Regions from separate parts of the Homo sapiens genome. Here region 2 is linked to region 1. A link is a loop called in an ENCODE intact Hi-C map of the cell type or tissue named here. Cell type or tissue: A673. All regions are shown on one strand. Links, peaks and the distances in the headings refer to the core of each region. The heading gives the core; the rest is flanking DNA.

Evidence for each region. Peaks named below come from ENCODE experiments on the same cell type or tissue, not always from the same donor. Only the 100,000 strongest peaks of a DNase experiment are listed, where the experiment ranks them.
Region 2: it touches region 1 in a loop (5-fold over the local background); 11 of 110 quality-filtered maps call a loop at or near these places.

The regions. Positions count from the first base shown.
Region 1 is chr12:2,569,323-2,577,210 of GRCh38, reverse strand. All of the region lies in intron 13 of CACNA1C (calcium voltage-gated channel subunit alpha1 C), which reads right to left. Among named protein-coding and RNA genes, the nearest start is that of CACNA1C-AS2, 99 kb to the left of the region's middle. In A673, for the core only: no CTCF peak of the experiment used is centred there; no DNase peak of the experiment used is centred there; H3K27me3 peaks cover 1,517 bases.
Region 2 is chr12:1,642,093-1,648,278 of GRCh38, reverse strand. It overlaps WNT5B (Wnt family member 5B), which reads right to left. Exons shown (of 5, transcript NM_032642.3): 5 at 1,067-2,485. The coding sequence ends at 2,027. Among named protein-coding and RNA genes, the nearest start is that of MIR3649, 15 kb to the left of the region's middle. RefSeq lists enhancers at 686-1,186, 1,187-1,687. In A673, for the core only: no CTCF peak of the experiment used is centred there; a DNase peak (open chromatin) is centred at 3,548.

The DNA of each region.
Region 1 (7,888 bases), core at 91-5,090:
GCTCAGACAGACAGACAGACAGAGATATGGTTGTTTGTGCTGTTTGTCTTCAGCCTACTGTTGCTTCCCATTCAACAGAGAGAAAGATGGGGTTGGGCCCGAGGCAGGCCTGCCACCTGTCCTTTCCTTTCCTTTGCAGCAGGATAAAGGGGGCAGGCTGCTGCCCAGGGCCTGGCATCACGAGGGGTGCTCAGCTTGCTGAGCAGAAGGCTTCCATTCCTAACGTGCAAATTATCAGGGATGTTTTATATGCTCATCTAGAAGATGAGACAAAGGAATTGCTGAAATGATGATGTGGCAAAGAATGCTGATAGGGTTCAGAGGAGATGGGCTGAATTCTGGAGACTGGCAGGCCTTGGCTGGTAGCAGGTTGAGGGTGGGGGCTCACTATCACTGATATGGATGGGATTTGGAGGTGTCCAGGTGGCAGCCTTTGAGGTGGGTAGGGTGACGTGAAACCACTTAAATAAACAGCTGGCGGTCCTGCAGGTCCTCACACTCCCTCCTCTTAATGTGGTCTGATGGCTCGCACAGCTATGGCCTGAAGATTGGATGATGGCCTCCTATCCTAGAATCACCATCTTTTTTAGGAAGATTCACTGTTGGTAAACTAGAGGGGTTAATGGCACATTCACAATCAGCTGAAGCTTTTTTCCTCATTGGTCAAAAATATGAGATACACACGCTCACACACCAAAAAGGCAAGAGCTTTGGAGAGAAGCGAGCAGCAGCAGAGCAAAGCACTTCATGTCTTTTGGTCACAGGCCTCATGGAAAAGCATAAAAATGAAGCACTCTCTCATCAGAGCAGTGCACACACATGCCCACAAGCTCACATTCAGTACTGTGGGCTCTACAGCACCCGGGTGCCGGTGTCCAGCTCTAGATCACCCCCCAGACACTCTGCCTGCGTCGCCATCATTGGCATCAACTTTCCTTTCCCATTCTCCAGCTGCTGGAATCATTCTCTCCAAACTGTGCGTCCCTGCTCACCCCATCCCCCATCTGACCCACTCGGCTCCCTGTTTTATCCTTAAAAGTACAGCACATCTGAGGGCTTTTCATCACATCAAGTTCTCTGCCACCTAAATTCTCTCCTTCCCTCTACCTTCCTACTCCCAGCCTCCCTTTAAGCTCTCTCACTTGCCGACCACCATGTCACTTCTGTTACCTTTTCCCTCTGCCTCTCCTGATTTAAGTTACCACCATCTGTTCAGAAATCCTTTTATCTCCATTTGTTTCCCCGTCTCTAGGTCTGTCTCTGGGTTTGGGGCTCTGTGGAATTCTTCCTCCTCTTCTATAATATAAAGTGACCCGAGCCTTCCTTGAACTGGAACTTTCATCTCATGAACCTTTTGCTTCAAAGAGCTCAGGGCCAGGTCCTTTACCTTTATTCTAGGTATAGAGCAGAGCATTGAGCTTGCCATAAATAAGAGATCTTCAAAATAACAGTACCCACCACTTTCGGATGCTCTGCAAATGTTCCACCCTATTCTCTCTGTGTTCCAGAGAAGGTCATAACTGAGTTTGATACCTGCCCAAAATGTTCTCATCCTGAAGGCTAAAAAAAAATTCTTAGTTTCGGTGGCAAGTGATCTATTGTTAAAAGAGCAGTTATAAAGCAGTCCCCTGTGGTGAATCTGTGTGGCTGGGGCTTCATGGGAGGCAATGGAGTGAAGAGGAGTGAGAATTGGCTGAGGCCACCTGGGGAAGCAGGTAGAATCCATCCAGCAAGTGAGCACAGGAGGGGGTGTCCTCAGAGCAGAGCTTCCGTCAAATTGAGCCCCAGCCCCTTAAGACACAATAGAGCTGGGAGGGATTAGGATGCCCAGAGGCAGAACCGTATATGCTGGGCTGGGCCAGGAGGAGTCAAGCAGAATTCTAGAGTATTTTGGTCTGGGACAACCTGGGCCCCAAGGCCTCAACTACCGGTTCAGTTTCTACTGGTACCTGCCCCTGCTCCCGTCCATTCTAGCAGGCTGGGAAGACCATTTTGTGGTTTCACTTTTGAGGCAAGGGCTGACTTAGTTAACAAGTTCAAAGGTCTTGTCTTCTCTGTTTGCAGCAGATGTCTCGGTCACATTAAGAACGGAACCTGCATGGGGAGTGTAACCTGGTCAAGCGGGCAAGGTGGTCTGGCCTGGACCTGGGGATGGCCTTAGCAGCATGCTTCTCTGAGCTTCTGGGCCACGGGGCTACTCAGTGTCACCTAGTTGGCCCCTCCAACCACAGTTGTGTCAGGGCTAGGGAGTCATCCTCACCTGCATCTTTTTAATCTTTCTCCTAGTAGGTGACACCAGTCCATTCCCATACCAAAGGAGAACCACCCATTGTGTTGACAGCCACATTGCAGGCTCTGGAGTCTGAGCTACCTTTGCCACAGACCCCTGCCAGGGAACTGGGCATCTGCCAAACAGACTTCCTTAATAATGGCCCTCAATGAGCTCAGAGGCTCCAGGGGGCCTGAGAAGAGTGGGGGCTAGAAGGTGATGGAAGAGCTGGGAAGGTGTGGGGCTGGATCTGCTGCTCAAGGCCAGATGCTGGTAGGGACATGGAGACATTTCGAGCCTGGGAGATGTGCTAACGGCTCTCACCTGGAGCTCTGTGGGGCCCATATGTGGCCAAGATTTATGAGCCAATCTGTCTGTGCTGAATCAGCCCCAGCTCCCATTTCAAGGCCTGGGAAGGGAGCTGCAGGGGAGGAGCAGCAGGAGAAATAAAGAGGGATTGAAGGTGTGAGAGGGGAAACAGCAAGTGCTAGAGGGGCCTCACTGCACTTGAAAACCAAGTGTGTCAAAAATGAGATGCAATCAGTAAACTGGTATCACGTCCGGATTGAATCTGTCTGGAGCCCTTCTCCCACCCCACAGAATATGTCAGACTGGGCTGACAAAGAGTAGAAAAACTGGATATTGAATCTGGGCAGCACCAAGAGCCACAGGTGGAAGAACCCAATCCATCATGAGGCTGGAAGGCCCACCGTACTGGGGCATTTACTCAAAGATGACAAAGATTCCGGCCATGCGTGTGCCCCACTGTTTTCAATGAGCAGGAATCTTGTCTTCCTCAATCTTTTCTATAAAGTAATTTTCTTACAGTCTAGTACAGGCTTCCTGGCCTTTTTTTTGTCTTGAAACAATAGGATGAATGATATTCATACATGTAGCACATTCCCTAAGGTGTTCTCAACAAGAGGATGAATGATCTTCATACATGTAGCATACTCCCTAAGGTGTTCTCAGATTTTGACAAAACACAAAAAATGTCAGTATGTAAATAATTCATTTTCCTCATAATGATATATCAAAGACATCTGCTCCCTTCAGGCATCATGGATGAGTTGTAAGTCCACCCGGATCTCACCCATTCATAGAAGCATTTTGTAATGCAAGTGACAGAGTGATGCTATTATGTTACAAGGACAATATTAATTTGTTTTATTTTTTAAAGAAACTATTCACAAACTTTGGAATTTCAGCTCTCAGTAATAAATTATTTGCTATCACTATCCAGCTGCTCTGGATGTACCACTGTGTCATGACCTCAGGGTGAAGAACCATTGATTTAGATCCCTGTTCCCGACCCTTGGACCATGGGTCCTGGGTGAGGGAAGAGCAGCCTGGAATTCTAGAATTCTAGAAAGGGATCCATGAATCCATGTGTACACCAAGCATTATACTACTCTGAATAAACAGCCTTGTCTTGCATTCATATTACCACTTTTCAAACATACACAGATGTGTAGGAATTTAAATTTAAAAGCTTTGCTGAATTCATAGTAGTTCTTACCTTGATGTGTTTTCTCAGTCAAAAACTATCAAAAGTACCATCTTGACAGAATTAGAGACTACAGTATGGAGAAGACAGTGGAGATGTAAGAATCAAGTTTTTTGGCTGGGCAAGGTGGTCAGCCAAGTGAGAGGATCTCTTAAGTCCAGGAGTTCCAGACCTGCCTGGGCAATATAGTGAGACCCCATCTCTACAAAAAATAAAAATATTAGCCAGACATGGCACTTATAGTCCCAGTTACTTGGGAGGCTGAGACGAGGCTGGAGTATCACTTGAGCCCAGGAGTTTGAGGCTACAGTGAGCTATGATTATGCTACCACACTCCAGCCTAGGTGACAGAGTGAGATCCTGTCTTGAAAAAAGAAGAGGGAAGAGAAGAAGAAGAAGAAAAGGAAGAAGAAGGAGGAGGAGGAGGAGAAGAAGGAGGAGAAGGAAGAGGACAGGAGGAGGAGGAGGAGAGGAGGAAGAGGAAGAGGAGAAGGAGGAGGAGAGGAGGAGGAGGAAGAGGAGGAGGAGAAGGAGGAAGAAGAGGAGGAGAGGAGAAGAAGAAGAGAAGGAGGAGGAGGAGGAAGAGGAGGAGGAAGAGAAGGAGGAGGGGAGGAGGAGGAGAGGAGAAGGAGGAGAGGAGGAGGAGGAGGAGAGGAGAAGGAGGAACAGAAGAAGGAGGAGGAAGAGGAGAAGGAGCAGGAAGAGGAAGAGGAGGAGGAAGAGGAGGAGGAAGAGGAGAAGGAGGAAGAGAAGAAGGAGGAGGAAGAGGAGGAAGAGAGGAGGAGGAAGAGGAGAAGGAGGAGGAGAGGAGGAGGAGGAAGAGGAGAAGGAGGAGGAGAGGAGAAGGAGGAGGAGAGGAGAAGGAGGAGGAGAGGAGAAGGAGGAGGGGAGAAGGAGGAAGAGAAGAAGAAGGAGGAAGAGGAGAAGGAGCAGGAGAGGAGGAGGAGGAGGAAGAGGAGAAGGAGGAAGAGGAGGAGGAGGAAGAGGAGAAGGAGCAGGAAGAGGAAGAGGAGGAGGAACAGGAGGAGGAGGAAGAGAAGAAGGAGGAGGAAGAGGAGGAAGAGGAGAAGGAGGAGGAGAGGAGGAGGAGGAGGAAGAAGAGAAGGAGGAGGAAGAGGAGGAGGAGGAGGAGGAGGAATAATAATCAAGTTTTCCGATTGCATATGAAGGGCAGTATTTTAGGAGAAGAAAGCAGACCAAGAGCAGCAGTAGGAAATTAGGCCAGTGGTTCTTCAAGTGAGGTCGGTCATTGGACCACTAGCATGGAACTCTCCAGGAGTTGCTGGCCAAAATCTCTAGAGATGAGCTCCTTAATGAACTCCTTCATGGGTTCAGCTAAGTTTAAGAATTGCAATTACTGGTTCAGACTACATTGTAAAAAAAAAAAAAAAAAAAAAGAGAAGAAATTTCTTCTACATATGAGTAGCAGCAAGACATTGCAAAGTACTTTCCAAGATATTTTAAAAGAAGAAGGCATGCACTTGTCTGATGGCAGGACCATGCACAGATGACCCATTTCAAGGTTCAGCTGAAGGGACCACAATGTCCACTCCCAACCCATATTTTAGGCATTTTTCTTGGTCACTGTCACCCAGTCCCAAGGCTGGCGCTGGAGACGGACTTATGGGATCCCCCAACCTAATTAGTCTCTTTGTTGCTTTCCGAAAGCCCCCAGAGGCTTTGGAGACTTGAAAATAGGAAGATGACGGCCTTTGCCACAGTCACTTTCAATTAGACAATGATTTTTTCTGTTTATAGACTTCATAGAGATCTGAAAATACTACTACTCCTTCTTGTGGAGGGACTACAGGAAGCTCTCTGATTAAGATAGATTTTTAAAAATGGTTTCTTGGCAATATCTTCAGATTAGAAATAAATTGGTGATTAAAAATAGAATGAATGTTAAATCTTTTCAAGATGTCATAACAATATATAGCAGCAAGATTTCTTTTCTATAGAAATATATACATAAAAGCCCAAAACAGGGACTTTTGAGAATTATTTAAGAGGCATTGAAAACTGCAAGTTAAAAATAGTTTTACCAGACCCCAGGAGGAGCAAGTAGAATCGGCAATTATCTAACAAGAACCAGGGCATAAAGATCTTTTAAGTCCTGTCTCAGGGACCTAGACAAGAAGACAGGTCAGCTCTCAGCTCTGCAGTGCATGGCAGTGGTTAGGAGTATAGCACCTCAAGTCAGACCACAGACCTGCCTTGCCTTTTAATCCCAGTGTTACCTCTGAGCAGTTTTGTGACCTTGGGCAACTGACAACTCTCTAAGCCTCAGTCTCTCATCTGCAAAGTGGGAATAATAATAGTAGTAGCCTATCCTCATCCTCATGTAGGTACTTGGGAGGATCACTCAAGCTAACATTCGTAGGCCTCTGCTCACCCTATCTGGCACAGAGTAAGCACTGGTGCATGGTAATCATTGCTGATATAAGGATTTCTACCACTTTCACTGTAAACCAAGGACTTTCTGTAATGCCAACATATTCAGGACACTTAGGAAGAGCTCTCTTTCGATGGGGTCAGAGAGGGAAAGAAGGCTGTTGCTTAGGAGCATTAAACTTCTGGATTTTAATCGTGGGTGTCTGTTAAGTCCCTCATCTGAGATTCAACCTTCTCCAGGAGCTATCTCCTGCTCCCAATTTCTCACAGCAGGTAATTCCCACGCCCACCACACTTTGCCAGCTCATTATATTCTGTCATAGATTTTCCTTTAATCTCTTCATGTGCACAAACTCCATCTCCCCAACCAGACTATACATTTCTCCTGGATTTAGTTCACGCCATACGCCTTATTTTTCGATTTTTTCCATCTCTCTGAGCTCAATACACAGTATATACGTAGTGGGTAAATAAGTAAGAACAAGAGTATGTGAATATGTAGGTCACTATTAGCTCTCTTCTCTTTCTTCCTTCTAATAATAGCAGTCATAATATTAGATGAATAATAAAAGCTTCTGCATATTGAGTCCTTTCTGTGCACTAAATGAAACACTTTAAATGTCTACCTCCCCGGACCATCCACAACACCATGTGACCATGCTCTGGGTGGTTGCCAAGAGAATTGTGACGAGAAGAGCAACACCTAGGGACACTCAGAAACACGCTCTGAGCAAGATGCCATCAGCTCCAGATCCTGAACTGAAGACACCAACCTCCATCCCTTTTTACCCATCACAATCCAACGGATGGTTTTAGTGCTCCTGTTATCAAAGATTCCCCAAAGCAGAGATTTTGGGAGCCCCCAAAGCAGATTTTTAAGGACAGGGGACTTGTACCTTAGAGGGGCACAGGTTGAAAATTCCTTCCAGGTGTTTCCCATATGTCTTCTAAGGTTGATCATAACGCACATTAAGAAATATGTATTCTACTGCAAGTCAGGTCTGCATCTCAGCTTTTTATGAAACAATGTTTACGTTCATGTGAGACCCTCTGATGTTTTCCTATTCTATTTCATTCTTTCTTTAAAAACGATGCTTGTGAGAATGTGAAGAAATTGGAACCCTTATACATTGCTGGTGGAAATGTAAGATGCTTTAGTCTCTTTGGAAAACAGTTTGACAGTTCCTCAAAATCTTAAACATATTGTTACCAAATAATCTAGAAATTCCACTCCGAGGTACCTATCCAAGAAAAACAAAAGCCTACATCTATAGGAAGACTTGAACATGAATGTTCATAGCAGCATTATTCATAGGAGCCAAAAGATAGTAACAACCAAATGTCCATCACTGATACATGAATACACAAAATGTAGTATATCCCTACAATGGAATATTATTCACCATAAAAGGAAACAAAGTACTGATCTATGCTACAACATGGATGGCCCTTGAAAACATTATTCTAAGTCAAAGAGGCCATCACAAAAACACATATTATAAGATTTCACTCACATGAATGGTCCAAAATAGGCAACTCTATAGAGACATAAAGTGAATTTGGTTGCTGGGAGGGAAGATGGGGGAAATGTGGAATGGGTATGGAGTTTCTTTCTGGGGTGATGAAAATGTTCTACAACTAGAACATGGTGATGGTTGCATAACCATGAATATAAAAAAACAATTAAGTTACACATTGTAAGGGGTAAATATATGGGATAT
Region 2 (6,186 bases), core at 1,187-6,186, 930 kb after region 1:
CCCAAGTAGCTGGGATTACAAGTATGCACCACCATGCCTAGCTAATTTTTGTATTTTTAGTAGAGATGGGGTTTCGCCATGTAGGCAAGGCTGGTCTTGAACTCCTGACCTCCAGCGATCCACCCACCTCAGCCTCCCAAAGTGCTGGGATTACAGGCATGAGCCACCCTGCCCGGCCATAACTTCAATCATTTTCTTTCATGAAAATGAAATGTCACCTTGAAAGTATCAACCAAAGGAATCTGGGTAACAGTGTGAGTTAGCTACAGGTGAAATAACTCTAGGTCTGAGGTTCTTGGTTGGGTCAGAACATTCTCCCTCAGGTACTAAAGAGACAGGTAGTATGCATGGCATAAATGCCCTCAGGCAGAATCTCTTTTAAGCAGTTTTGCAATATCATTTGCTCATTATAACCCAAATTAACACATTAATTATTTCTCCAGAAATAAAGTTTTCTAGAATAAAACTGATGTCTTTCTGTAGTTACCGGCTCACCTGCAGGCTGGTCACTCTACAGCAGCCTGGCTCCATGTCTCCCTCAATCACTCCTTCCTCCCTTTTTAGGATAATAACATCTCCCTTCCTGGATCCTCAAGCTCAGCCTTACCCTCCTGGCCCCAGATACTGGAGTCCAAAATTGCAGACAGCAACACAGAGGAGACGGCAAAGGGCATCCCCATTACCCGTGCTTTAACAGGGACCCAGGGAACAAGCCAGGGTTCGCTTGGTAGGCTATCAAATAGGGGAAGGGAAAGAGGCAGGTAAATGTGAGGTTTCAATTTAAATTTCTGAACTCCCTTGTGTATAGCAGTAATATTAATGGCTACCACTTCCTGAGTGTTTAACTGTGCTAGCTCTTGGGGTGAATGCCTAAATGCATCACCTTATTTAATTCTCAAAACATTCATCTGTTCCTCTCCCTGATCACCAGACTATACAGTCTAAGGAGTCTCAATTTCCTTACCCTCATCCACACTGCAGAGCAGAGTTCTAAAGGCCAAATAAAAAATAAAAGGAGACTCATGAAAGATCAGCGTGGGTCCAAATAAGGAAAGGGAGCAAAACCTCCATGAAGGGCATTTAATGTCAGAGAGAAACCGTACACCTGGGGCAGAGATGATGAGCACGCCGGGCCCGCCAGCCTGACCCGTTGCAGCGTCCTGTGGTTTGTGAGGCCTCCCTCGGTGGAGGAGTGACAGCAGCAGCTCAAGCTTCCCCTCCCCGGGGGTGGGGGAAGACAGTATAACGTCCACGCAGCCTGGTCATGCACCCTGGCTTCTGCAGCCCAGGCGCAAACATTCAGTTTAGGGCTTTCCTGACATGTCAGGTCAAATGGCCCCCTTTCCTCTTCAGGTAGGAGCTAGTGAACCGTGGAGGATGAAGAATTCTCGCTGGAAAGGCAGGCCTGAAGTCCGGGAGGTGCAGATCTCTCTGTGGTCACTGGGCCAGAGATGACCTTGGACTTCTCATTTTAGGGAAGGAGCCGTTCCTGTAAACTGCAGATGCCGCACAAGTGCACGTGGATGAAAGAGTAAGAGAGCACCAGGCCTCTTACGGAACCCATCTACATTCTGGACAAGACCCTGAAGACATCGAGGTTGAAGCTGAGTTCCCGCCACCTTCATAGGGCCTCTTGGCCTAGTGGCCAGGATCACAGGCAGTCCTCTAACCAACAAAGACTCTAGACTTCCAGACAAGATCATCTCCTCCATCCAACCACAACCTCCCTCCTCCAGGCCGTGGTGGACAGACAGTAAATATTTCCAAGTCCCTACATCCTGAGAGTCCTCGCCAGAGGGAGAGAAAAAGCCCTGTCTCCCACCCACCAAGAGGAGAGAACCAGCAAAGTCCACTCCTCAGAGATCTCCAGCGTCTCTTAAATAAGCTCTTCCTTTCCATTTTCATCTTTCCATTGTATAGCACCCACCCATTTACTTATACAAATATAAAATAGATTTATATAGATTTATATAATATAGACCTTTGTGAGGCAGAGTGCAGGGGGGCCGGGAGCAGGCCCTCCGGGCTATTTACAGATGTACTGGTCCACGATCTCCGTGCACTTCTTACACCTGACGAAGCAGCACCAGTGGAACTTGCAGTGGCAGCGCTCCACCTGCACGCTCTTGAACTGGTTGTAGCCACGCCCGCAGCACATGAGCTCACAGCCATCCATGCCCTCCGAGGTCTTGTTGCAGAGGCGGCCCTGCGTGCCCAGGGAGCCCGTGCTCTCGTTGCGCAGGCAGTAGTCGGGGCTGGGGTCCACATAGACCAGGTCCTCCGGGGTGGGCTGGGTGAAGCGGCTGTTGACCAGCTCCAGCCGGCCCTTGCGGGTGACGCGCATGGCGGCCGCGCTGTCGTACTTCTCCTTCAGCCGGTCCCCGACCTTGCGGAACTCGGCCAGCTGCAGCCAGCAGGTCTTGAGGCTGCAGGACCCCGAGACGCCGTGGCATTTGCAGGCTACGTCTGCCATCTTATACACAGCCTAGGGGAAGAGAAAGAAGGCAGTAAGAAGGAGGATCCCGGTGGAAGAGGCCCAGAGGGTGGCTGGGGTAGCCACAGGCCTAGTACACAGGAGGGGCCGGTAGGGTAGGGGATAGATAGCTTTTCAAATGCATGCAAAGATCTTTCCAAGATGCTCAGGTGCTCAGGGGGAAAACATAAAAGAGGCACCACAGAAAAGAACCCTGGGGCGGCAAGGCAACTTGTCCCCATCAGCCGGGAGGATGGCACCAGGCACTTTCACTTTCTACTCTACTGGTTTCTCATTCCTCAAAACCTGTTACAATCAATGCATCCTTTTCACAATCGGAAAACAAAGATATCTCCATCTTGATCAAAGCCTCAAACAAATAAATAATAACCAACAAAATACAGCCAGGCACTGTGGCTGGTGCCTGTAGTCCCAGCTACTGGGGAGGCTGAGGAAGGAGGATCACTTGAGCCCAGGAATTTGAGGATGCAGCAAGCTATGCTTGTGCCACTGCACTCCAGCCTGGGCAACAGGGCAAGACTCCATCTCTAGAAACAAAGCAAAACAAAACAAAATAACAAAATGTGTCCAGCTTTTGCGTAATAGGAGCACAAGTCAGAAAAAAGAATCCAATTGTATCACAAGCCTATCACAGAAATCACTGGCATAGCCGTGGTTAGCCCAAAACTCTCCCTGATCCTGTCAAATACCCTGAGAATTAAATGGTCCCTTTCCCCATGTTACCATGTAGTCACTAACTCCATAGAGTCATCAGGAGTCTTGCCATACACCATCCATTTGTGAGCAAGACCACCGTCTTCCTCCCGAGCAGCCCCCAGACGCCCCCTTGGGAGAGCTGGAGTAACACAGTGAAGCAACGTGCAAGGGAACTGCAAGCAGCTGGGCCTGCCTGCAGGAGCGGTTCATCTAAAACAAGTCTACCCCAGAAGTCACAGAACCGCCACAACGTGGAGTAGATTTGAACTTGAGTTATCCCAAATCAAAATGTAAAAGCAAGAGCAGACCAGAAAGCTGCTTACAGAGTGCTTTTCAACGGCAGCATGCTGACGCACCATGGCAACCAACCCTGGCAGCAGGCCTAGACGTGCAGATGGCGGGATGAAAACGCAAGCCGGCTGCAGAGCATTTTCTTATGCATGGCTATTGTCACCAACTGAGTCAGGACTCATTTTTCAAGGGTTTCTCTTAGATTTCTTTTCAAGAGCCCCCAGATTGTGTCTTTATTCAGAGCTAAGCAGAGACCACTGCAGGTGCAAGAGACAGCACAGCCATCATCAGTGCATATGACTGTTGGCAAAAGTCTTCCTGAGTTTTTTCTGGTACGGAATTATTCCCACTATTTTATGGTGGAGAAACTGAAGCTCTAGAGAGGCTCACTAACCTCCAAGGCCACCCAGAAAGGACTCAGAATAACAAGCACTTATCCACTCCAATCTCGGGGCTTAAAGCTGGCTTAGAGCAGAGGAGGAAGGAAGGCTCTCCCCAAGGTTAAAGGCACCAGCACTTAGCCGGGCAGCTCCAGGTCCAAGACATAAAGGAACTGACACCCCATCCTGACAGACACTTCAAAGATGGGGCCTGCAATGACCCTTCCATCCCAAATGCCCTGGGTCTGAGCTGCAGCCTGACATTCCTCTGGAAATGGTCCTTGGCTTAGAGATGGATGACAGGCGTCTGGCACTGCTGAGAGGAGGAAACATTAAGGGTTGGAAACTGTGCACTTTGCCACTTAGCAACTCGGAGCACGGATAAGCATCTCTTGCAGGGGCAAACACTCAGACAGAGTTGGGGAAGGAGAGTCGGAGCAAGACCCTGCAGGGCAAGGACCAGAATTTTAGGAAAACAAATCCAAGAGGAAGTGCACCAGCTTAAACACCCCCTCCATCCTTCCCTGAATTCAAAGACATTGTAGAGATAGGAATATCTGCAATTTTTTTCATATTTTACTACTGATTTTATATATATATATGTATATATACAAAATCTCCTTTTGTAGATATATATATATATATATAGGCTCCTTTTGTAGGCGATAGGGGGAAATGCCGATTTTCAGCCCAGACTGCTAATTCAAAAAGCAAAAAAAAAAAAAAAAAAAGCTTTCAAAAATGTTTTAGTTCGCCGGGCATGGTGGCTTATGCCTGTAATCCCAGCACTTTAGGAGGCCAAGGCGGGCGGATCACCTGAGGTCGGGAGTTCAAGACCAGCCTGACCAACATGGAGAAACCCCGTCTCTACTAAAAATGCAAAATTAGCCCAGGCGTGGTGGCACATGCTTGTAATCCCAGCTACTAGGGAGGCTGAGGCAGAAGAATCGCTTGAACCTGGGAAGCAGAGGTTTGCAGTGAGCCGAGATCGCGCCATTGCACTCCAGCCTGGGCAACAAGAGCGAAACTCCGTCTCAAAAAAAAAGAAAAAAGTTTTAGTTCTACGATCTGTCCCTGGAAAAGCGCCTCTCAGCTCCTCTTCCACTTCTATCTAATGGTGTGCTGAGCCTGGTGACAGACAGGAATGTTACAGGATTAGGCACCAGGCTTTTATCTGGAAAATGCTTAGAAATCCTTGAGTGGCAAAACACCATCAGCCACTGGTGTTGCCGCCACCGTCTAAGAAGGAGCTACTAGATGCTCTTGCAGGCCAAGAGAAACTTCTGGCAAAGTAGCCTAAGATTTACTCTGTGTCAAGACATCAGATCCTGGATAATCTTTTTTTCTTTTTAATATGGTTCTAAAATACTTGTCTATTTTCCATCCCAGCCATCACTCAGTCCTTGCTGGAGAACTTTGTGTGTAGGTGTGAGGAGGCAAGCAGTGAATACCTCTGGCCTCAGATGGTGACTGATGGCCGAGGCCTGTTCCTTGGAGAGAGGATAAAAAATAAAGGGGGCCAGGAATTCCCAACCTGAAGCAGGCAGAGGCAAAGGGAGAGATAAGGAGTTAAGGAAGAGGAGAGGTGTGGGGCCTGAAGGAAGGGGCTAAGCGGGGAGACAGACAGGGAAGGTGAGCAAGCCAGGAACAAGCCTGATGGGAGGGAAGGCTGCCAGATAACAGCCCGGACAAGACAACAAACAATTAAGGGCAATAAAGTGAGACCCAGCAGCAGGGGAAAGGGGAAGAGTGGGTGTCACCTGCCTGATCACAGGCACGTGCAGACACCACAGCGCAGCTCAGCAGAGCCACAAGCAGCCTCCGTGAATCTGACCTCTCCCGAGGAGGCAACACGGAACTCCTCTGTGTATATCCATTTGTCCCACCCACATACAGCACATACAGGGTTGAAGCAAAGGGGCAGAGAGGGCAATCCCTGCCCACAGGAACCTACCGCCAACCTACCAAGGCAAAGGTAGATAGAGTAAGGAATACCTGAGAAGAGCAAGAATGCCCGATTGAAGATCAGGTGGGAGAAAAACTACTAACAATGGGGACTGGGGAGGGCAGTGTTTCAACTAAGATTTCAAAAACTGGATCGACTCTGGGCAGTCAGGAGATAAAGTGCGGATCTTAACCCCTTCATTGACATCTCTACTCCTCAGGCCCAGACACCCAAAGACGTGGGCAAATAGACTGGGAGACAGCCAAGACACCTGAGAGACCGGGTGGCTCCACACACGCCCTGAGCAGAAGTCATCTGAGATGGCTCCAGGCTCTCTGCCCTGGGTTAGCCTATCATAATCACAGATCAGCAATTGCCAG